2 separate regions of the Homo sapiens genome follow, and region 2 is linked to region 1. Evidence: chromatin loops called from intact Hi-C (ENCODE). Cell type or tissue: B cell. All regions are shown on one strand.

The links. Hi-C counts contacts between places; a loop is a spot of excess contacts. Peaks named below come from ENCODE experiments on the same cell type or tissue, not always from the same donor. Only the 100,000 strongest peaks of a DNase experiment are listed, where the experiment ranks them.
Region 2: a loop joins it to region 1, with 14 times the contacts of the local background. A loop is called at or near these places in 7 of 110 quality-filtered maps.

What each region holds. Positions count from the first base shown.
Region 1 is chr11:3,032,940-3,040,939 of GRCh38, forward strand. It overlaps CARS1 (cysteinyl-tRNA synthetase 1), which reads right to left. Exons shown (of 23, transcript NM_001014437.3): 4 at 7,957-8,000; 5 at 6,896-6,992; 6 at 6,255-6,353; 7 at 5,111-5,260. It overlaps CARS1-AS1 (CARS1 antisense RNA 1), which reads left to right. Exons shown (of 2, transcript NR_046580.1): 2 at 7,841-8,000. Among named protein-coding and RNA genes, the nearest start is that of CARS1-AS1, 7.5 kb to the left of the region's middle. RefSeq lists an enhancer at 7,112-8,000. In B cell, CTCF peaks have their summits at 4,528 (motif pointing right) and 4,728; DNase peaks (open chromatin) are centred at 2,632, 3,712 and 4,512; H3K27ac peaks cover 2,711 bases.
Region 2 is chr11:3,413,810-3,421,809 of GRCh38, forward strand. It overlaps the pseudogene FAM86GP. Among named protein-coding and RNA genes, the nearest start is that of ZNF195, 39 kb to the left of the region's middle. In B cell, a CTCF peak has its summit at 3,357 (motif pointing left); a DNase peak (open chromatin) is centred at 3,345.

The DNA of each region.
Region 1 (8,000 bases):
AAACGTACCCCCTGGTGGGTGCGGATGCTGGGGGAGGTGACGGTGAGGTGGGTAGGGGATATATATAGCCTCTCAATTCTGATGTGAACCAGAATCTCCTCTAAAAAAAAACTTTTTTTTTTTCTAAAAAGTGAAAAAATAAGGAGAAACAGACAAATTCATCATCAGAGGGGGAGTTTTGTTTTGGTTCTTGTTTTTGTTTTTTTAAGAAACTGTATGAATAGGCTAAGCCAACAGGAAGAATTAGCAAAGACACACAAAATATTAACCACACGGCCAACAGGTATAGCTAAGTGGATGGCATGTGGAACTGTGCACTAGGGGATTAGACGGAATCTTCTCAAGCACAAGAGAACATTCAGAAACCAGCACACACAGGGGCCACAACACAAGTCTCTGTTCACAGATCCAGATTGGGACAGACCATACTCTCCAACCACTGGGTAATTAAGTTATAAGCGAATAACAATAAGTTAATATGAAAAAGTACCATCCAATTTAAATTTGGAAATTTAAAACTTCTAAGTAATTCTAGATAATTAACTTTTAGGTAATTACTTCTAGATAATTCCTGGGCTAAAAAATCCAAAATGGAAATTAGAAATTGTTTACAAGTAAATGATGTCAAATTTTGCAGCAAAAACAGTCAGAGGAAAATGTATAGCCTTAAATTCTTAAATCAGAAAATAAGCTAAACTGCTAAATGAGACAAAGAAAAACAGAATAAATCCAAAGGAAAAAGAAGAAAAGAAGGAATAAAGAATGGACAAAAACTGATAAAACAAAAAGACTACAGAGGATCAACACAGCCAAACTGGATCTGAGATGGTTCTTAGATACAACATGTAAAATCCCAACAGTGTCTTACATGGAACTTGACAAGCTGAGGCTTCAAAACACACCTAACGACAAAACCAAGATGGGGCCTCTTACCCATCAGATACCTGTGAGAGACAGCATGATACTCCTGCAGGACTGGGCAATTTTTATAAATTTTTTAAATTTTAAATTCTTAAACTTTTTGTAGAGATAGAGTCTCACTATGTTGTCCCGGCTGATCTCAAACTCCTGGGCTCAAGGGATCCTCTTGCCTTGGCCTCCCAAGGTGCTATGATTACAGGAACGAGCCACTGCACCTGGTCTGGGCTGGACAATTTGACCAACAGAACAGAATTAAGAGACACAAACACATGCCAACATGTAACAGAGATGAATTCGTGTCTTAGTCTGTTTTCTGTTTTTTTGTTTGTTTGTTCTTTTTTTTGTTTTCTGTTTTTTGTTTTGTTTTGTTTTGTTTTTTTGAGACAGTCTCACTCTGTTTCCCAGGCTGGAATGCAGTGGCGTGATCTCGGCTCACTGCAACCTCCGCCTCCTGGTTTCAAGCTATTCTCCTGCCTCAGCCTCCAGAGTAGCTGGGATTACAGACGCGCGCCACCACATTTGGCTAATTTTTGTATTTTTAGTAGCAACGGGGTTTTGCCATGTTGGCCAGGCTGGTCTCAAACCCCTGACCTCAGGTGATCCGCCCGCCTCAGCCTCCCAAAGTGCTAGGATTACAGGCGTGACCCACTGCGCCTGGCCGGGAATGGGTAAAATTTTTTTTCTTTTTGAGACGGAGTCTTGCTTCGTCGCCAGGCTGCAGTGCAACAGCACGATCTCGGCTCACTGCAACCTCTGACTCCCTGGTTCAAGGGATTCTCCCACCTCAGCCTCCCAAGTAGCTGGGATTACAGGCACACGCCACAACACCCAGCTAATTTTTTTTTTTTTATTTTTAGTAGAGACGGGGTTTCACCATGTTGGCCAGGATGGTCTCGATCTCCTGACCTCGTGATCTGCCCACCTCAGCCTCCCAAAGTGCTGGGATTACAGGCATGAGCCACGATGCCCTGCCTGGGAATGGGTAATTTTTAAATAAAATTTATTTCTTACAATTCTGTAGGCTGGAAAGTTCAAGGTCAAGGGGCCACATCTGTTCTGGGCCTTCTTGCTGGTGGGGACTTTTCCCAGAGTCCCAAGGTGGCGCAGAGCATCACATGGCCAGGGGGCTCATGAGGGCCAAACTGGCTTCTGTAACAGCCCCACTCTCATGATAACTACCCCACTTCTGTGATAACCCATTAATCCATTAACCCATTCATGAGGGCAGAGCTCTCATGACTCGATCACCTCTAAAAGGCCTTACCTCTTAATACTGTTACACTAGGGATTAAGTTTCAGCATGAGTTTTGGAGGGGACAAACATTCAAATCATAGTAATTAGTATCAGAAGACATAAGAATGATACAAAACAGTAAGAAAAGGACCAATAACCTCATGGGAAAGGGGGAGAGATGGGGGCACAGAATCACAGCTGGAAGCAAGCACTTGACAAGATGCTCAGTCTCAGGAGAGGTTGGAAAAAGGGACATTCAAACCACAGCAATCAGCACTTCACATTCATTGACTGATGAAAGGGAAGAATCCAACAATACAAATGCAGGTGTATGTGCAAATACACAGCACACCCAAAATGTGGTAGAAGAAGAAGAAATTTGCATAGACATTTCTTTCTTTTTTTTTAAGAGTCTGGGTCTCACTCTGCTGCCCAGGCTGGAGTGCAGTGGTGTGTTCATGGCTCACTGCAGCCTCAAACTCCTGGGCTCAGGTGATTGTCTCACCTCAGCCTCCCCAGTAGCTGGAACCACAGGCTTGCATCACCATGCTTGGCTAATTTTTAAAAGTTTTGTAGAAATAGAGTCTCACTATTTTGCCTAGGCTGGTCTGGAGCTCCTGGGCTCAAGTGATCCTCTTGCCCTGGCTTCCCAAAGTGCTGGGATTACAAGTGTGAGCCACTGTGCCTGGCCATATAGACATTTCTGATATGGCTACTATGAAGATAAAAGTGAGCCTAGAAGGTCTGTGTCTGCCACCTGAGAAAGGCCTGCCTACAGAGCTGGCCATTAGCTGGCATCCAGGAGCTGAAATGTCCCCTGTGCTAAGAGGCCGGGAAACCCAGCTCTGTGGCAGCAGCCCCCAGTGGGCTGTTGAACAAACACTGTGGCTTATGCAGGTGGAACACCAGCTTTCCTCCTGGGGAGTCAGGAATTGCGGCACGTGCCAGGCAGAGGGTGCCTATGTGATGGGCTTCCCTAGGGAGGGACATTTCACACATGTGGCTGCATTTTTTTCCTGGTGGGGGAGAGTGTGCTGTGTCCCCTCATGGGAGGCAGGGAGGAAGCTTCAGCAGCCTGCCCATGGATGATTGAAGACTCCGCCTGAGCTTCTGCTCCTCGCTGTGTCACTGCTACAAACCTTAGACAAGATGATAACTCGATGCCGAGTCTCATGAGTCCTTCTAGGGCCCCAGAATGTGTGGGCAGTGTTGGGAACCCCCGACAGTCACTCACATATATCCTACACAACCCAGCGATTCCACTTGCAGGTATATGGCCTAAAGAAACTTGCAAATGTCCACCTAGAGACAACACAAAACAACTCACAGTTCAGCAAAAGACACTCCACATCACTAGCCATTAAGGAAATGCAAACCAAAACCACAGTATACCACCTCACACCTACTGGGATGAAAAAAATGAAGAATAACAAGCTTTGGCAAGGATGTGGAGAAAACAGAACCCCATGCACTATGGGTGGGAATGTGTAATAGTGCAGCCACTGCAGAAACAATACGGTGGTTACGCAGAATATCAAAAATAGAATCATCACATGACCCAGCAATTCCACTTCCGTGTATATCCCCAAAAGAAGTGAAAGCAGGAACCCAAACAGATATTTGTACACCCAGGTTTATAGCAGCATTACTTGCATCTCCAAAAGGTGGAAACAACCCACGTGTCCACGGGCAGGTGAAAGGATGAGCAAAATGTGGCCCATCTATACACAACAGAGTATCATTCAGCCATAGGAAGGAAGCAGAGTCTGACATGCACTACAGCATGGGTCAACCATGGGCACACTATGCTGGGCAAAATAAACCAGACACAAAAAGACCCTGTCTCTACAAAAAAAAAGTTTTTAAAAATGGCTAAGATGGTAAATTTCTTATGATGTGTGTTTTACCACAATTAAAAAAAAAAAAAGAATATTAGTGGAACAACTGGGAAAAAAATTACAGCAGCATTGTTGGTAAGAAGGAAACCTAACTGCCCGTCCCAGGAGAACAGACAAACAGCTCGGCTCCCAGGCAGGCACTGAGGCAGTGACAGTGACCACATGTGGGTCGTCCCAGAAGCACAGCTTGGGTGAAAGCACACTGACGACTACATACACGTGGCGTGTTTCCGTGAAGTTTGGAAACAGGCGCAACGAAGCGATCTGCTGAGTCAGGACACAGAAGAGACCAAACTAGAAAGAAACATGCTGGCGAAGGGCAGACACAGACTCCCTGCCCCATCACTGAGGTGGGGCCAGGGCAGTGGTGAGGGAAGGCAGGGCTGCGGCCTCAGTGGGGCCTCTTTTTCTACACACAGCTGCAGCCGTCTCTTCTCTTTTCCATCGAGTTCTTAAAGGGTGACCAGCAGGCGGCGCTGGCACAAAGGAGAAGGCCTTCCTGACTGTGTCCAGGGCGCCAGCCACAGGGAAAGGCCTGAGGAAGAGGGCAGGGTCCCCTCTGCACCCAGGTCTCTGCCCTGTGTCTGAAGGAGATATTGGCAGGGGCAGGAGAGCTGGTCAACGTGAAGGCCCCAAGCTCAGTAGGTACCCACAGGCCTCAATGCTCAATTCAATGTTAATCCCTGCTCCTCCTTCTCCAGCTGGTGTGGGGAGAGTCCGCTGGAGAATCTTGGAACACTTCGACAGAAGGCTGCCTCCCCACGTTCCAAGTGCACCTCCTGCCTATCTGATGGAAGTGGTGGGAGGGTGTGGATCCCGAGTCTCCTTCCAGTGGCACAGGCTCTGCACCCAGGAAATGGGGCAAAGGGGTGTGGGAGGGGAGGGGCACTGACTCAGCCACCGCAGAACAGGGCCGCCTGCCACAGTGGAGCTACTGGAGACACAGAGTGTCTTCCACTAAGACAATCTGTGGAATCAATCCGTGCACACAGATCAGTCTATGCACGGCCCGACATTTGACCCGAACGGGCTGTCTGGGAGATGTGTGAAGCCTCACCTCCACACAGCTGTTGACTTCCTCTCCCGTGAGTCTGGACTGCACAGCTTTCTCAAGTGGCTCTGTGGCAAGCTGCACTGCGTGCTGAATCCGTTCGAGCATCTGCTTTTTATCGGGATCCGTGGTCTCATTTAATTTTACTGAAAATGGCTGCAACCATAAAGAGACGTCAAATCTATTAGATACTGCTCAGCAAAACCTAAATTCATAAAGGTGATTCCAGGTAGAAAACAGAACGGTTTTTCCCATGGCCCCATAGAGATAGAGAAGTGTGCAACCCAAGTGGCCAGGCAGTAAGGAACTAAGAGAGACTGAAGCTCCCGGCTCAGGAGCTCCTGGTTCTGCCCTCTCACGTGTGACCCTGGACAGGGCACCTAACCTCTCTGTGCCTCAGTTTCTCCAATGCAAATTGGGTGTGAGAGCAGTATTTCTAGGGCTGTTCTGGGGATGAGGAAAAGTAGGCCACCCAGTGTGTTCTGAGGTGTGCTGCAGACACATCCATCAGGAAGGTACTCAGGCCTCACTGACCTAAAAGATTGCTCAGCTCTAATTTTATTCCTGTTTTTAATTCCAGAGATAAAATGCCATAAGCATATCCATAATGATTACTGTAATTACTAAGGATAATTAGTAGAGAGTAAAATGACCTATTCTTACTATTGTAATAAAAATAAGTATATAACGATGGTTATTCAGAATGAAAATACTAGAGAGAACTAATTTCTTCAAAAGATTCTGAAAATTTACAGTATTACCAAATTAAAAAGCTTAGTATAGCTTTTGTATCTTGGGCAGAAGTTTCTGATTTAGTTGTAACCTTGGCATTGAAAATTAGACAGCAATATTGGTAAGCATTTTTATAAGTGTAATTAGTGGCACTGTGATGAATTCAGTTGTTTTCCTGTAAGTGGCAGGAATGTCACCTACTCTCCACTCCACTCCAGTACATCTTTGCTGGTGACTTTGTCACAGGCCAGGGGACCTTACCTATGGAGACTTCAGCGCCCCTGACGGAACTGGCTTGAGTAACATACACTTTGTGAAAGCCTGTGAGACTGACACTACCCTAGGGACAGTAGCCTACAAAGGACCGAGAACAGAAAGCAAAGGGCTCGGTTTCTAGAGCAGACAGCAAGAGGCCCACCTTCAGGGCGGCCTGAACATCCTCCAAGAGCTGTGCCGCTTCAGGCCTCTTCTCCCGATACTGCTCGAACAGGTGGTTCTGCCGGGCCCTCTTGATGATCTGGGGAGGGAAGGCAGACATTGGGGAGTGATGCTTGGATCCCACATGCATCCCTCTGCAGCAGGCCACTCTCTCCCTTGGCCAACTCTAAGTGAGGGTGAGGGTGGTGGGAGACAACTGTGGGCCCCGGACGTGCACACCATCATCAAATAGAAACACCACCCTCCATCTCCCACCTGCCAAGTAGTGCCCAAGGCCTAACATGATCTTTCTGACGCTTAATGAAATGAGCCCTGGGGGCCCCAGCTTCCCCTGCAAGCCACATGTCGAAGTGCGTGCTGTGGGAGGCCTTCCTTCTGCAAAACACCCAGGGCTACCGACCCCTGAGCAACATGCAGGTTTCTAACCGTGTCTGAACATCATAGAAATGATCATATCAGTAGCAGAAGTGGTAATATTAACTCACTGAGGGGATTAAAATGATGTTTATCAGGTGAAAACACAAGCTAGCTCAAGCCTACATTATTTACTTATGCGAAAGTTCTATCTTCTTTTACACCATCCAATTGCATTTAAAATTTAATCTTACAAATTCCCTTTACCTTGTCATCAATATCCGTAATGTTCATGCAATAAAAGACATCAAATTTGAAGTAATCCTTCAACACTCTTCTCAAGATATCAAAAGAGATGTAGGACCTAAAGCAATGAAAAAACAAACATTTCCACACCAGACGATATGTATAGCTTAACCTCCAACAACACGTGTTTGAACTGCATGAGTGCATTTATATATGATTTTCTCTGCCATCCCTGAAACAGCAAGACCCCCCCTTCTCCTCCTCAGTCTACTCAACGTGAAGATGGCAAGGATGATGACCTTTATAATGATCCACTTCCACCTAATGAATAGTAAATATATTGCCTCTCCCTTATGATTTTCTTCATAATATTTTCTTTTCTCTGGCTTCCTTTATCATTAGGAATACAGTATGTAATGTATATACAAAATATGTGTTCATTGACTGGCATGCTATTGGTCAACAGGAGGCTATTTTAGTGGTGAAGTTTTTGGGGAATCAAAAGTTATGTGTGGATTTTCAACTGTGCAGAGGGTCACACCCTCTACCCTCCAGGTTGTTCAAGGGTTGACTATACATGACCTTGGCACTGCAACTAAAACATGAACACATAAAAGGACTCTGTGGCATTTACCCCAACAGCCAGCTACTCGTCAGGAGCTACAGCCATGACCATCCAGTGGTCGGGGGGCGGTCACAGCCAACCCAGCGTCAGGCCTGTCAGGTCTGAGTGTCACGGGAACTCAGCATCTGGGGACCCCACGAGAGCTTGAGGGATGAGAGAAAACTTTAAGGTATGTGAGAAAAAGTGCCCAGGTCGAGTCCAGCATGTTAGCAGTGGGGCTATGGACATTTTCTTTTTGGTGATCTGTAGTCTTTCTGCAGTGAATATAGATTACTTATGGCATTAAAATTTTCATCTTAAAAATAAGAGAAGAAATTCAGTCTTGATTCCTCAAATCTCAGGTCTCTGTAGCAGATCTAAGATCTTTGTGGACCTAAGATCGCTGCTGTGGATCCCAATGGCTCTGACTTCTGCGTGCAACTGCAGAAGCTGCAGGGACACCCCGCGGTGGACCTACCTGGCGTGCCCCATGTGAGATGCGTCATAGACGGTTGGCCCACA
Region 2 (8,000 bases), 380 kb after region 1:
GACAGCTCGGGGACCATGCAGGCCCGGGTGGGCGTGTGGGCTCACATAGCTCGGTGGTGAACAGCTGGCACGTCTCTGGGTTGCGGACGATAAGGGCCACGTAGACTTGAGGAGCCCGCTGGTGCTCCCGGTAGGCAGCCAGCCTCCGCAGGACCGCGACCAGCGACACGATGGATTCTGGGCAATACAGCACGTCTACGGTGAAAGCTTCAGGTTACTGAAAGGGACCAGCGGACAGTTCCAGGTCATGCTGACCTCAGCAGCAGGGCGAGGCCAGAGAGGCAGCAGTCATATGAGACTAGTAGATGCCATTTGACCATTTGGGCCATTAGATGGAAAGGCAATTGCTTGGGTGAAAAAGGAGAACCCTTAGTAGAGAAAGCTGCAAAAGACCGAAGCAAAAGAAAAAAATCTCCAGACTCACTGGTGTTCCTTAAAAAATGAGCTCTGGTTCTCGGCCTATCTAGAGGGCTGTGAATGACACAAAGCCTGACCCTGCCATGAACTTCGTGTTTCAGGTGTCTGCCGATTTGTCTGCTGGCTTGCAGGGGTGGGCCTGTGTCCCTGGCCACCGCTGGACCTGTGGGTTTCAGGGCTGGGACCCAGGACCACAGGCAGAGCTCTGTTCAACCAGAGAGGAGACCGAGTGTGCTGGCAGGGGCGAGGGGTTTTCGGTGGCCCAGCCAAACACCACCTTCTCTCAAGGGCCCTGTCCTCATCCCAGAAGTGGTTGTTTTCCTCCTGTGGTCTCTGAAAGACAGAGGCATGGCTCTGGGACAGAGCCATGTGGTGATGACTGTAATGGGAGTATGCCTGTCTCCAACAAGAGGGCTGTGGCTGGAAGGTCACCTTAAGAGGCACCCCTGTCCTTTGATGTCACCCTGGAGGCCCAGAGTAACTCTTCTGGAAGCCCCATCATGTCCATGCCCGACAGCGTCCATTGTTCCCTTTTCCCAGAGCCCAGAGCTGGGTAGAGCTGCAAGGACACCGCCTGCACAGAGTGCCCGGGGCTGGGCATTGCCTGCTGCAATGACAACATCTGGCTGGATGGCAGAGAGCTGATGGACCGTCGCGACGTCCCAGTCCAGCTGGGCCACTGTCACCCTGGGGCTGTCTAAGTTGGCAGAGATGTCTGCCTCTAATGAGAGGCCATTGAGAAGGACATTCCCTCGGAGCTTCTCGAGGACCTGGCTGTGACAGTCGCTGAAGATGTATGCCTGGAGGCGGCACATCTTGCAGATGGCCAGGCCTGTGAGGCTGGCGCCACTGCCAAGCTCTAGGACAGTCCTGGCGGGAGGAAAGGGGACCATGTCTGTAACTGCACCAGGGTGAGCCTGCCTCGGTGTCCTGCCGTGCGCCCCGAGGTCACCTATGAGAGAAGGCTGCCGGGTTCTCGATGGCCCATTCTGCCAGGTAGAGGGCAGCATCTCATGTGACCAGGCCTGTGATGCCATGGGAGATGATGGCTGTGCTCTCGGAGAGTGTGACTGAGCCTCCCGAGGGCTGCACCAAGAGAGGGCGAGAGAGTCAGTCCAGCAATCAGAAGGCAAGTGGCTTAGAAGACAAGTAGCCATCCACCACATGGCTGAATAAACCATGACAGGACCAATCGCCACTCAGCAATGAGAAGCAGCTAACTGTTGACATGCCAACAGCTTGCACGGGCCTCAAGGGTGTCACGTGGCATGAAAGACACTCATCTCAGGCCACACAGGATTCCATTCATCGAACATTCCTGAGACAACGGAATTCTGGTGATGGAGCACAGGTCAGTGGTGGCCAGGGGCCAGGTGTGGCTATGAAGGGGTGGCTGCCTTGTGATGATTCAATATGCTATGTTTTTCCTTTGTGGTTTTCTGTATCTATGTTTTATCTTATTTTCTTTTGAGCTCTGTCACCCAGGCTGGAGTCAGTGGCACAATCTTGGCTCACTGCAACCTCTGCCTCCTGGGTTCAAGCAATTCTCCTGCCTCAGCTGCCCAAGTAGGTGCAACTACAGGCATGTGCCACCATGTGTGGCTAATTTTTCCACTTTTTTTTGAGACAGAGTTTCCCTCTCGTTGCCCAGGCAGGAGTGCAATGGCGTGATCTTGGCTCACTACAACCTCCACCTCCTGGGTTCAAGAGATTCTCCTGCCTCAGCCTCCCGAGTAGCTGGGATTAGAGGCACCTACTACCACACCCGCTAATTTTTGTATTTTTAGTAAAGACAGAGTTTCACCATGTTGGCCAGGCTGGTCTCAAACTCCTGACCTCAGGTCATCCACCTGCCTCAGCCTCCCAAAGTGCTGGGATTACAGGCATGAGCCACCACGCCCGGCCTGATTTTTGTATTTTTAGTAGAGACAGGGTTTCACCATATTGGCCAGGCTGCTCTTGAACTCCTGACCTCGGATCCACCCACCTCAGCCTCCCAAAGTGCTGGGATTACAGGTGTGAACCACCACACCAGGACCTGTCAAGTATTCTTTGAGGACTGGACACCAGGTCCTTGTGAAGCAGGTAGAGTGTGTCACCTATTGGACAAATGCCCAACAACCCCATGAGACATGCTGTTGTTGTTGAAGTGCTTGATTTACAGACAGGGAAACTGAGGCTAAAGAAGGTTGACGGACCTCATGTCTAAGACTGCAGAATGGGTGAGTCAGGATTTGAACCCACACCCACGTTTTCACTTTGTGCAGGAAGGGTATCTGGGCTGTGAGGGGGAGGAGGGTGCCCTTCTCATACCAGCAAATAGCTCGGGTGGCCCTGGGTGGACTCCTTGGCCATCAGGGTCTCTGCCAGGTCCTCGTACAGCTTGTCCAAAAGCTCTGTGTGGACAGCCTCGTGCTGGGGTCAGACAGAGTGAGAGCTTGTTTGCTTTCGTTCTAATCTGTAAAAATGGTCAGATGATTTTCACCAAGTTTGGAGGGGAGATTTGGGATGGAATGGTGTAATACCAGCCAGCTGGCATGTAAAATATTCACTTCATTGGGCATGGTGGTGTGTGCCGAATAGTCCCAGCTACTCTAGAGGCTGACATGGGAGGACTGCTTGAGCCCAGGAGTTCGAGGACAGCCTGGGCAAGAGACCTTGTCTCTAAAAAAAAAATTCACTTGGTAGGGAAACCTGGATGGGAGGGCCTTCAACGAGAGGTGTTGAGAGGGTAGGGTTAGGTGTAGTCTAGGGCAGGAGACAAGGATTCCGTGAGAGCTGCCACATGACCATGACAGAGAGGAGGAAAACAAAAGGTGCTTTTAAGTGAGCCCAGGCAGAACTGTGAGGGCGGCCCATGCTGCAGGCTGTGGCTGTCAGCAGGCTGCTTCTCCATGGCTGGCCCCATCTTAAGATTCACAGGGCAGCAACAATATACACTGGGTGACTGCTGCCCTCTCCTGGTGGCACAGGGCAGACCTGCTGGTGACCACAGATGCACCCTTTTGGGGAGGATTAGGGAGAAAGCAGGTATTGGAGAAGCAGGGGATTGTTTACTTGCTAAAAGTGTGGCCCTTTCACTAAGATAGGTCTGCTACTGCCTACTGAGGAATGGCCTCTCGACATCCTTATGTCAAACCCTGCACTTTCGGGCCCATCTTTAAAATCCATCCTAGGCCAGGTGCGGTGGCTCATGCCTGTAATCCCAGCACATTGGGAGGCCGAGGCAGGTGGATCACCTGAGGTCAGGAGTTCGAGATCAGCCTGGCCAACATGGTGAAACTCTGTCTCTACCAAAAATACAAAAATTAGCCAGGCATGGTGGCATGTGCCTGTAGTCCCAGCTTCTTAGGAGGCTAGGCACGAGAGTTGCTTGAACCCAGGAGGCAGAGGTTTCAGGGAGCCGAGACTGTGCCACGGTAATCCAGCCTGGGCAACACAGTGAGACTCTGTCTCAAAAAAATAAGTAAAAAATAAAATCCATCCTGCATCAGTCAGGAAAGAGCTCATTCCAGCAGGATCAATGCAGAGAATTCACCAGAGGAACTAGTTCCAAAGGTATGGCAAGAGCTAAACCTTCCAACAGGGGCCCATGGGGCAACCCAGAGACAGACAAGAGCAGGAAACTCCAAACCCTTCGGCGGGCAGGACAGAGGGTGTGGGTGAGGGTTCCAGTGCTGTGGGCTGGACCAGCCTGGTAGGAATGAGAATCCATATGCTAGGAGCTGGGGCCCCAGAGAAGCAGCTGCTGTGGAAACCCCAGGAGGCAGAGTGAGGGAGAGACACTGGCCTCCCCTTCTTCCTGCCCTGCACTGTCTCCCATGGGTCACACGTGGCTGCAGCCAGTTGCCTGGGGAGGCCCCTGTCATGCTGCTGTTTGCAAAGCAGGCCCAGGGCCTGGGAAGGACAGGGGCTCCAGCACGCAGGTGGCTATGCTGTCTGGCTACTGGGCGGACACTCCCCATAACGGACCTTTTTGGTGAGTTCTGAGAGAAAGCACCGGGCATACTTGACTGACAGCCGGTGCTTCACACACACAGGATGCTTCACAGTCTACGGCAAAGGACAGAACGTTGGTTGCTCGAGAGCCCGTCTTAAGTCCCCTATGAGCTTCAAGCCAACACAGCAGAGGGCAAACTCCAGGCTACCCGATCCCTCAGCAAAGATGTAGATGGACACAGCGTTCTGGCCCCATGCATCTGAAGTTTGTCTTAAGATATAAACCGTTTCCTAAAAATGCTTCCACTGCAGTGGCACAGGCTATGGCAGCATTTCTAATGCCCATTCTGAGCAGGAACACAGGGCACGTGGGCCCAAACCACCTCCCTCCCAGGGGTGCCAGTGTGAACCAGGGTTTGCAGTAAGGACAGTCGCCAACTGTCTGGCTCTATGGAAGAGGCGGGAAGGCCCACTTGGCAACTGCTCTCTTGGAGTGTGTGTCCCTGGGGACAGGATGGAGGGGAGGGGACGCTCAGGGTGACACTCCAGCTAAAGTCGAGAGAAGCCGAGTGCAGGACGAGCAAGTTCCAGGCAGTGGCAACAGCTGGTGCAAGCTCTGAGGTGGCCGCGGCCTGGCACTTGGAACGGAGGGCAGAGGGACTGCTGCAGCAGGAGGGGGGCGGTGGGAAAACAGGAGCCTGGAGGGAGAGGGAGGAGACGGTCCGCAGTGCCTGCTGGCTGGGAGGGATGCAGATTCTGCCCAAGGGCAGCAAAGTACCCCACGCAATACACAGGCTCTTCAGGCTGGTGCTGGTTTTTCATTTTTTCTGACACACAGTCTCGCTCTGTTGCCCAGGCTGGAGTGCAGTGGCCCAATCTTGGCTCACCGCAGCCTCTGCCTCCTGGGTTCAAGCGATTCTCCTGCCTCAGCCTCCCAAGTAGCTGGGACTATAGGCGTGCACCACCATGCCCAGCTAATTTTTGTATTTTTAGTAGAGGTGGGTTTTTGCCATGTTGGCCAGGCCGGTCTTGAACTCCTGACCTTAGGGGATACGTCCACTTCAGCTTCCCAAAGTCCTGGGATTACAGGTGTGAGCCAGTGCACCCAGCCTTGTGCTGGGTTTTAAAGCAGCTATCCCTACATTTCATGCTTCACCACCTACGAGAGTGAGGCTCAGGGTGAAACTCAGAGCAGGGTGCGAGATAACTTCAGGTATCTCCATGCTCGAAGCCCTGACCTACTGCATTGCCCCGAAAGTCTTCCCTCCTGTGGCTGCATCTTTTCCACATGGATAATCTTGGTTCACCTCTAGCACAAGAATTCTTCACCGGGGCCCCTAGGATGGGCTGGCTGGGTGGAGGTGGAGGATGTCTGCCTCCAGAGTTTGTATGGAAAATGTATTCTTCTGGTGCACTTCTCTCTGGGAGGGAGTCTATTGCTTTGTCTTTTCAGAAGGGCTCATGGCCCTTCAAAGGTGAAGACCCAGGATGCAGGGTGATCTGCACTTGGCCCTCAAGGCCAAAGTCAGGCTGTGGCTGGGCGGGGTGGTGATCCTGCCTCTCACCTGCATGCAGATGCTCTTGAGTCCAAACCCCACCCTGGGCAAAGTAAGGGCCCATTTAGGTCTAGAAGAGACAGGAGTGGGCAGGACAGGTCTCATGAATGCAAAAAAGAAAGTCTCTGAGCATCTACCAAATGCTAGAAGCTGTTTTGCACCTGTCATCTCTGTTTTTGCTGTAGATGGTTTAAAAAACTTTCCCTAGATTCCCCCCTCTCATGCAGATTTTTGTATATTCTGATGTCTTTGTCTAAGTCTTAGATAGAAAATGAAAGAGCTGGAGCTGTCGGAGGTGCCGACACCCACCTGCAGTGCTGACTCAATGTTCAATGTTCTTTGAACAGGTGTGTTTTTAAAGGGTACAAGCACACCTGTGGTTCTTCTCTCAGGTCTTCCGGAGAGATTCAGGAGGCAGGGTCATGAGTCCCAGGGACTCTGGGATTCTTACAAATATCTGGGATTCTGCAAAATATCCCGCAGAAGCTCAGAATCTGATGAGTCTCTTAACTTTGCTTCTAAGCTCTGTGTGGAGGGGAGAGAGAGAAATCTCAAGGGCGCTTTCACAGGAACATTAAACACGCAATAGAATGTGTTGGCAAAGCGCTGTGTGATCTCTCCCTGGGGACGTGGAGCCAGTTGGAAGTGGAAGCCACAGCAGCTGAAAGCCTGACCTTCAGATGTCGCAGGGTGCACCTGGATGAGTCACAGGAAGAAGGCTAGAAGACTGACTCTTGGCCGCATTAGTCCTGGCTACTTAGAGGCCACCTGGGTCATGGGCCAGCTCCCTGGTTGCACTGGTCAGCCAGGATTGCACTGGTTACCAGGGCAGCCATGGCACCAAGGTTTGATGGGCTTGCCATCTAAGTGGAAATGCAGAATGTGCCCATACCAGCCTGGGTTACATTGTCCTTTTACAGGGGCCTCAAGCCCAGCAGCGAACTTTGGCTCCCGAATTAGGTAGACTGTCTCGGCTGGTATGTGACACAGGGCAAGGCACTTCATTGCTTCAGAGCTCCTTCCATTGCCGTAAAAGGCCCTACAAGACCTGGTCCTAATCCCTCTCTCTGGCCTGTTCTCCCTCACCCCTGGCCAACCCTGCTCACTCCACTCCAGCCACACTGGCTGCCTTGCTGTTGTTCCTCAACCACAGCTGGCTTGTTTCCACCACAGGACCTGTGCATATCCTGTTCCCCCAAGCCCTTCCCATGGCTGGCTGCTTCACCACTCAGGCCCCAGTTCAAATGCCACCTCTTTGGGGAAGGCTTCCCTGATTCCCCGACTTTGGTGACTCTTCTCCCCAGTTGCTCCATTCACCATTTCCCTGTTTTATTGGCTTTAAAGCCACTCTCATCTGGTCTTTTCTTGTTTCTTCATTTCTTTGTTTATTCTCTGGCTCTCCCATGCAAGCAGACCCTCATCTGTCACGGGTACTGCTGATCCATGGTGTCTGGCTCATAGAAGGCATTTATTAAACATTTTGAGACTGAATAAAAACACTATCTAACACTGACATGCATTTACCATGAGCCAGGCACTGATCCACAGGCTTTTGTACTCAACCCTGACAACAACCCTAAGAGGTAGGTATCATTCTATCCCCCATTTTATTAATAAGAAAACAACAGCACAGAGAGATGCAGTCACTTGCCCAAGGTCACACAGGGCCAGGGGTTGGGCCAGGTTTCGAAGCAGGCAGGCTGTCTCCTGGGTCTGAACTCTCAACTACTGCACCCTAATCAAACAATCCCTCTGGTCAAATGTGAGTGGTAATAATAGTACCCACCTCGTGGGTGTTGAGGGTGAGCCCAAGTTAGCATTCAGCGTGGGCATGTGAACAATTATAGTCAATATTGAATGGAGACCTATGATGCTTTTATGAAGGTTTCTATTTTGGGTTAAAAGTGCACAAATTTCTCCTGACCGGAAATGATCTCTGAGTGCAAATATTTCATATCAATGGAATAACGCAAATGATTAAGCAACACCCCATAAAATGGGGCAGACCCAGGGAGGAATATATATCCAAACTCACTCATCCCAGTGAGCTCACCGCACATGAATTACAAATGGGGCCGGGTGCATTAA